2 separate regions of the Homo sapiens genome follow, and region 1 is linked to region 2. The links are chromatin contacts, found by Hi-C or POLR2A ChIA-PET in ENCODE. All regions are on one chromosome and are shown on one strand. The core of a region is the stretch at or near the end of the contact, and the rest is flanking DNA. Distances in the headings are between cores, read along the strand shown. Region 1 overlaps LINC02397 (long intergenic non-protein coding RNA 2397). Region 2 has its middle 13 kb from the start of CLLU1-AS1.

Region 1 (3,985 bases), core at 1,479-3,978, 40 kb after region 2:
AATCTGATTTTCCCCAGTGGGGACTTAAGGTACCTACAACCTGGCTGTTATGGGCTAAACTGCATCCTGCCCAAATTTATATGTTTGAGTCTTAACTCCCAGCACTTCAGAACATGGTTTTGTTTGGAGACATAGTCATTAAAGAGGTAATGAAGTTAAAATGAGGTCATTAGGATGAGTCCTAATCCAATAGGACTGGTGTTCTTATATGAAGAGGAAATTTGAACACAGACACATATACAGGAAAGACCATGCGAAGAAGACACAGAGAGGAAACGGCCATCTACAATCCAAGGAGAGAGGCCTCAGAACAAGCCAACCCTGCAGATACCTTGATCTAGGCATCCAGAATTGTATGAAAATACATTTTTGTTATTTAAGCTACCCAGTCTGTGGTGCTTTGTTATGGCAATCCCAGAAAACTAATTAACTAATTGACTGCAGCCTTGCAAGGGACCCTGAACCAGAGGACCCAGTTAAGCCATGTGCAGATTCCTGACTCACAGAACTAGGAGATAACAAATGTTTGTTGTTCTAAGGTGCTAAATGTTGGGAAAATATGTTATGTGGCTATGTTGTTTTGCACATGTGCCACATAATGATGTTTTGGTCAACAACAGACCACACATATGATGGTGGGCCCATAAGATTGTAATACTGTGTTTCTATTATGCATTCTCTATTTATAGATACACAAATACTTGCCACTGTGTTACAATTGCCTACTGTCTTCAGTACTGTAACATGCTGTACAGGTTTGTAGCCCAGAAGCAATAGACTATACCATACAGTCTGGGTGTGTAGTAGGCTATACCATCTATGTTTGTGAAGTACACTCTATGATGTTCACATAATTATGAAGTTGCCTAGTGATGCATTTCTCAGAATGCATGCCCGACATTAAGTGACACTTGGCTTTATGTCTATCATGCATTTAAGATATTGCAATATAGTTAACTTATGTTTTAATACACCTCTTAATTCTGTTTTGATCCCACACCAACCAAGATGCAAAACTAATTTTTTCGCCCATTTCCATAAAAAACACAATTACAATGGGCCTAATGTGGTTTATGTCATTTTCCCTGAAGATTTGTGGTGGTATAGGAAGCAGTCACAGCACCCTGTATAAAGCTCTTCCATGGCCTGCCCCCTTTTCGCAGTCACCTCTATTATTTGAAGGAATGGTCCAACCAACCTCAAAGCTCTGGAAATTTGCCCCAAAATAATTTTACCCTGAAGCCATTGAAGCTTAAGTTTCAGACCCCAGTTTCACATTCCTGTGAGTTCTGCAAGTCACTGGGAGCTATAGAGTCTTCTACGTAGATTTGGGAAACAAGGTGAAAATACCTCAAGAAATCTCAGAAGCCAGGGGCCTGCATCTCCAAGCCTCTGGCAATTTTCTTGTGGTTTCTATCCTCACTCTAGATATTTGCTTTTGAGACTGATTTTGAATTCAGAATTTTATATTCTCTCAAAAAGAGAATTCTCCAAATTCTATAAGCTTCAGGCTCTACAAAACTTGTCTATTCTGCCTAACTAGATTTATCATAGCACGTACCAAAGATGGCCCTGCCTCATGAGGACTTTTCATATCAGACCCTTAGATAATAATATTCCCTCATGTAAGTAATAATATTTCCGCATGTAGTTATGTATGAATAATTTTCATTCATCTATATCATGTTGGCCATAGTCAGTGTCCATGTCCAATTTATTTTTTGTGTCCTTGGTGCTCAGAAAGTTACCAGATGTTCAGTCAGAATTTTATTTAAAATATTTTGATGAACTAGATTTAAAGATAGATTAAATTAATTCCTACACATGATTTAATTTAATGGATAAAATAAGGGACTGAGCATTAGCCTGAACTGTGTACTTGCATTAGCCCTGATGTTCCCCAGAGGGAATAATATGTGAAGAATACTGCATAGGCTGAAAAACAAGAGTTCCCAGCAGACCAATATTCTTTCTTTCTGCAAGCTGTGAGACACCTGGGGAAAGTTCTCCACATTTGGTTTTTCAGCTACTCCACCCATGACTAGAAGGAAGATTTTATTTTATTATTTTATTTTATTGTATTTTTTAACAGTAAAAGAAAAATTATTGTTATTTTAATGAAAAAGAACCACCTGGAAAGTCTAGTGACATTTTTGAAGGCAGGGACCACTTTTTCCAGGGATTTGTTTCCCTATGCTAGTGCTCCATTCACCCTTGCACCACTTCAGCAAAGCACATAGTAGGTGTAGCAGGGAGATGTTAAGATGGAAACTTGGCCCTGACCATAGGCCAAGCCAGGGTGTCTAGTCGGGATTTATCCATAAACATCAATATTTATCACTAGATGATATATTGATTTCTTATCTGCCTCCTATACCTATTGATCTATTTTTCACAGCTTATAGTGGGGAGGGTCATGTTCAGTTATTATCCTTAAACCAAAACAATCTCTTCTTGAAAAATAGGATGCTATGCTCTGATGTTTGCAGAGGCCAGGAAATTCTTGCTCTGAGAGTTCCAGAAAAAAAGATTTGTCCAGATTTGAACTAATTTCAGAAAAACAAAACAAAAACAAAAAACCATCCAAGGTTAAGAGGTGACTTCTGACTCACAGAATGAACAAGAAGGCAGGGGAAAAAATAAGTCCCCCAAGATTCAGGTCAAAGGAAATGAACAGAAGGATGATGGAGTGGCCCAGAGGAGGATCACGTGACAGAAAAGTCAAGATAAATTAGTGGCAGGACAGAGGAAAAGAACTAAAGACCTGCAGGATCCTGAAAGAAAGAATGAAAGGAAGCAGATGAAGATTCTAGAGCCCAGCTGAATAGCCAGGCCGCCTGAGGGTAAAGAGGGAGAGAAAGAGGAAGCAGTGAATCAAATCAAAAAAGGATAGAAAAATACAGAGAAACAAGCCAGGGCACGGTGGCTCTCACCTGTAATCCCAGCACTTTGGGATGACAAGGAAGGCGGATCACATGAGGCCAGGAATTTGAGACCACGCTGGCCAACATGGCAAAACCCTGTCTCTACTAGAAAAATATGGAGGAATGTTTGAGAGATTGTGCACTGCCAGGGGTGAGGACATAAATTTATTTGCTATGTGAATGTTTTTTGAGACTCATCTAGTTCCTTTACAATTTTAATTTAGAATTTCTTTAGCTCCAAATCAGGATCATTAGCTGGGAGTTCTTATAAATCAAAAGCAAAACAAAGCTATTGCAAACAAGTGGGAGTTCTCATAACCTTAATCAGAAAGGCTTGAGTTGCATTTCCAAATCCTGTCTCTAGAGACCATGAGTTTTTAATGATAGTATTTCCATGAAAGCCCAATTGAATACAATCACCACCCAGACCAAAGTGTAGGGGAAATCATAAAGCTACTTTCAAATCCGAGTCTTCTTTGAAATTTAAAATTATATTCCATGATAATGGTTCTCATAAACCTTAATGCAAGGGAAAAAAAAAAAACTACAGCAGAATAAAGAAGATTTAAAAAGAAGCAGGATAGGAAAAAAGACAAGCCAGAGGCTAGCTATATCTTTTCATAAAGCACACCTGGTCTCATAAGCACATGAGAGCTAGGCCCAGAAGTTTCGAGCCTTGGAGACTCACTTCAAACAAATTCCAGGGAAAGACACTCAATTAAGTGTTCAGGACAATTGTATATCCCCAGTGCACTCATGTACTGGAAGTGCTTAAACTCTGCCCTCAGTGGTCAATAAAATGGTATTAAGTCACAGACAACCCATTGCCATTGGTATTGGCTGATGTCTCTGGTAGTTTATGTGATGACAAACATTAGCCTTAACAGCAGAGCCTTCCTTTCTTTGATTTCCGTGTGAAATTCTGTGGCTGGGAGATGTTTATGTTCACATGAACATAACTGTAAGCAAACCATCTTATGGTAGACATCTCTCCAGAAAAAGCAAATTCCATCTTTTTAAATAGAAAAAAAAAACAGCAGCAAAATGAAATTAATGCCTTT
Region 2 (3,947 bases), core at 175-2,674:
TAGCCATTATTGTTTGCTAGAACATTTATCTGTTCACAAATTATGCATTGATTGCCTATAATAACTAAACTTGAGGAATGCTTATTACGTACCACGTACTATTCGAAGCACATCACAAGTAGTAACTCATTTCATTTTTATAATGACTCTTTGAGGTAAGAACTATTATTACCATCTCTGCTTTACAAATGAGGAAATTGAGGCATAGAGACGTAAAGTCACTTGTTCAAAGCCTAGCATCTGGGAAACAGTAGAGGTGGGACTCAAACTCAGAAAGCCTGGCTATAGGCTCTGCTCTGCTGTCTCCCGGGATTGGCCACATGCTAAGCATTGGGGCAACAGCAATGAGGCCCATAGGGTTTCTGCTCTCAAGGAGATCACTATAAATCAGCCCCGGGAGATGATCCCTAAAAGAGAAGTACGTCGTTTGCAAAATGACAGCACAGACGCACGAGTTCTGAACTCTTCCTCAGAGTTTGGGGAAGTTGTTTAGCCCTGCTTTCTGCCCTCTCTATGGGTCACACACATACTCCGAGTGAAGAATGACGGAGTTACCCATCTTCTGGCTCCTTCCCGTGACACTGGCTACCCTATGCTAAAAACCAGCCCCCAGATTCCACATCCCTGAATGTCTTATTTACAGGTTCTGTCATTTTCATGATAACCTTTCTAATGTTCTAAATTTCCTTTCTGTGGGTTGTCAAGCAAATTCATTCTCGGCAGTCAGTAAGAACTCCTTGTTCAAAATGCCACACATTACAGAGTCAATGATTCTAAACACATTTTTTTTTAGTGCATCCAACTTATAAGCTGCAGTGCTAGAAACAAATTCACACTCCCTTTACACTACAGTGCCATCTTTTCCGAGGGTGGGGCTCGCGTTTCTTCACCATCCAGTTTCTCATACGTAGATTATGATTTCTGCTTTTGCCAAACAGGACATTGTTTGACCAAGTCCTTATGGGAGGAAGCACAGCCCAGTGAGCAGAACAATGATTTGAAAGTCCTGGGTTCTATTTTCAGCTCCTCTGTTGACTAGCTGCGCATTCAGCCCTAGGAAGGTCAAAAGCAGAATGGCCTTGCTTTGACGACTTTCTCTGCATGTACAGCTCTAGATGGAAAATATATCAGGCATCTGGCTCTCAGCCTTGAGGAGCTGGTCTTTGGAGAATACATGTGTAGTCACACTTTGTTTTCATTTTTAAAGCAAAAGAACAAAACAAACTCTCTAGGGGGAAAATGGGCTGGTAGAGAATGGAAGAGAGAAACCTAATAACATTTTAAACAATCCAGGAGTTAAGGGATTGCTTGAGTCATTCAGATCAAAGAAGGCTCTTTGGCACAAGTTGGAGTCTCCGGCATTTGAAAATGGAAGAGGCAAAGAGGAGGAAGCTTTGAGAGACTTTTTCAAACCGGGACGGTAGCAGATACTCAGAACTCTGCCTGTAGGGACCAGGCGGGGAACTCAGGCAGGTTAAGGCCTGTGGGCAAACTGGAAAGCCCAGGCCACCTGTGAAGTGGTCTGCTGCTAGTGATACCAGATGCTTGTTGTGGAAGAAGGAAGTTACTCTTGCCAGAACAGCTGAATTTTCAAGAGAAACTGAACATTGAGATTTTTGTCATTAGAACCCCTGATTTTTTTACATGATGAAATCTAATCATCATTTTTAAACTTTTAAAGGGGCACTGAGCAGGCAAGATCAAACATATAGCCTAAGCAATGTACTCCCCATGTCTCTTCTATATGTAGATGGGGTGTGGTTCCTTAAGGGCTTTAGTTGTATGTTCTGTGAATGAATAGAGGCTAGATTCCAGACAAAAATGATTAGCAGTGACTCAACTTTAGCTGCACTTTGGAATACCTGGGTGTTACCTGGGACTGCAGCCTGAGCACTGGGATTTTATAAATGCTTCTCAAGTGATTCCAGCATGCAACCATGAATAAGAACCACTATGTTAGGATATTGCGAGAAGGTTTAAGCATTACAGAAAGTTGGGTTTTAACTTGATAAGATACATAATCTTATCAAGACACATGTGATCTCTGAACATGGATCAGGGAATTGACATTCAATATAAATGGCATTTTCTTTTCTTTTTTTAGACTCTTTTGAGAGTTCCAGTTAAAAACTCTCTAGCATCATTGCTGATGGCCGTAATTAATATCTTTGGGTTCATTAGCAATCAGCTAACAACAGACATCCATTGGCAAAACAAGGGTATAGTGGTAGAGGTCAAACACAACGAAAGCCAAAGGACAAGTGCAAGCCCTGAGCACAGATAAGTATTTACAGGGAAAATTAACTTTTTTTCTGATGGCCATGAAGCAAAATAGACAGTAGAGCAAAGGGAGCCTTTTACAAGAGCAGTTCAATCTTTGTCCACATTCTAATGGCTATAAAACTCACCATGAAGCTAGCAAATGGTGCATACAACTAATACTTTCAGTCTTTTCTTCCTTATTTCACAGGTCTTATGCATTATAAATAACACGACTAAGTCTCAGCGGTTGTATCCATGGCTAGTTCTTATTTCAGCTTTGGTTCCTCTTGCTATTTACTATGTTTCTCATAAAAGATGTTAGTGTGGATTGAGTATATGAAATCATGTACAATGGAATGTTAAATGGGGCATTCCCTCTTGTCTAGGTATATCAGAAGAGGCCCAATACACTTGGTGCCAAGGAAGCTCACCTTCTAAAACCAGATGGTAGCTTGCCTATAAAAGGATACACTAAGAGGTTCTACCCAAGTTATCACATTGGCAGCCTCCAGCTTATCAAGAGAGACTTTAAAGAACTTGGCAGTGGGGATCTTTCTAGAGGGCGTTGTCAATTTAGGAAGCATCTTCGTCTTCATGCCTCACCTTTCCGATAAGTTTGTTTCTTCCTTAATGCAAACAAAATGAGAGACACTTTGATGGGACCACTTGCAGAGCTTGACATGTGTCATCTGGATTTTAACAGACAGATATCATTGAGATATCTGACTCACACCTGAAAACACTGTAACTAGAACTACTCTCTCTCTCTCTCTCTCTTTCTCTCTCTCTCTCTCTCTCTCTCTCTCTCTCTCTTTATGCCTAAAACAGAGCTATGTGGAGGCTAAGCAGGACTTCCAAAATTTGAAACAAATAAGGAACCTGTTCAAAGAAGGCAGATTGAGGCATCTTGAAAGAAATTGCCTGGCAGGGTGTCATGACTCCATTAGGGGGAACGTACCATTTGAAGCCAAGAGAATAAAGAAGTCATGGATGACTAGCTTGAGAAGGCGTAACTGGAGTCAGGGAAACAGTTACTGAGAGAGATGTCCTGCAATGTAGGGAAAAAGAGGGAGCTTCCCCAAACTCAACACAATGCTCTATGAAACACACATCAGTTGGGATGTTCACTAAACTCAGAGGATCACAATGACAGATTATAAGAGCGCCAGTCAAGTTAGAACTTCTTATTCCATCTTACGACCTTCCTCTTCCTCCCCTACACTCCTCTGTATTCTTCCTCTTGCTCCCCCACAGCCTCTATACTCTGAGAAGCAGTCTCTTGCTCTGCTCCTTCTGTGAATTGTTAATTCAATTATTTCAAATTTCTCACTTCATTCTCTGTCTAGTGGGTGTGAGTCCTGGGTGTCTGGGGATCTCATATGTGATTTATTGTGGTCAGAATGCAAAAATATAGGCAAAATCATAACATAGTAGTTAAATTTATAATTATTTGGATTATTGAAATACATCTATAAAAAGTATTTTATAATTTGTTTTGAATACTTTGTCTTTGGAGAGGCCAGAAATCACAGACAGGAAAGGAGGAGGAGATAGAGAGAGGAGAAGATGGGGAAACCAACCTGGCCTCTCCTCCTACTCCTGGATTTCCAATCTGATAACAGAGTTGTGAGAAAAGACAGAGCTTAAGTTTACATGGATAAGACTTTTGACTAGACTTTTTACTA

What was found. Hi-C counts contacts between places; a loop is a spot of excess contacts on that map. ChIA-PET counts read pairs that join two places held with the same protein, here RNA polymerase II (POLR2A). Pooled maps may share reads with other maps.
Region 1: a map of B cell shows a loop between it and region 2 (5-fold over the local background). The contact joins two enhancer-like sites. A Hi-C loop is called at or near these places in 2 of 168 maps with a recorded cell type or tissue (B cell and OCI-LY7), 24 of 37 single-sample maps with no recorded cell type and 10 of 50 pooled maps. POLR2A ChIA-PET finds 5 or more read pairs at or near these places in 6 of 52 experiments (AG04450, B cell, GM12878 and 3 more).

What each region holds. Positions count from the first base shown.
Region 1 is chr12:92,482,888-92,486,872 of GRCh38, forward strand. LINC02397 (long intergenic non-protein coding RNA 2397) reads left to right here. Exons shown (of 2, transcript NR_144532.1): 2 at 1-1,060. Among named protein-coding and RNA genes, the nearest start is that of LINC02397, 18 kb to the left of the region's middle. Within about 2 kb of position 2,729, at least 2 of the 41 ENCODE cell types and tissues checked have a DNase peak (open chromatin) inside an H3K27ac peak, as active enhancers do; they include B cell, where a contact is called at or near this core.
Region 2 is chr12:92,444,472-92,448,418 of GRCh38, forward strand. No RefSeq gene overlaps it. Among named protein-coding and RNA genes, the nearest start is that of CLLU1-AS1, 13 kb to the left of the region's middle. RefSeq lists enhancers at 1,112-1,221, 1,542-1,611, 1,742-1,811, 2,542-2,791. Within about 2 kb of position 1,425, at least 13 of the 41 ENCODE cell types and tissues checked have a DNase peak (open chromatin) inside an H3K27ac peak, as active enhancers do; they include B cell, where a contact is called at or near this core.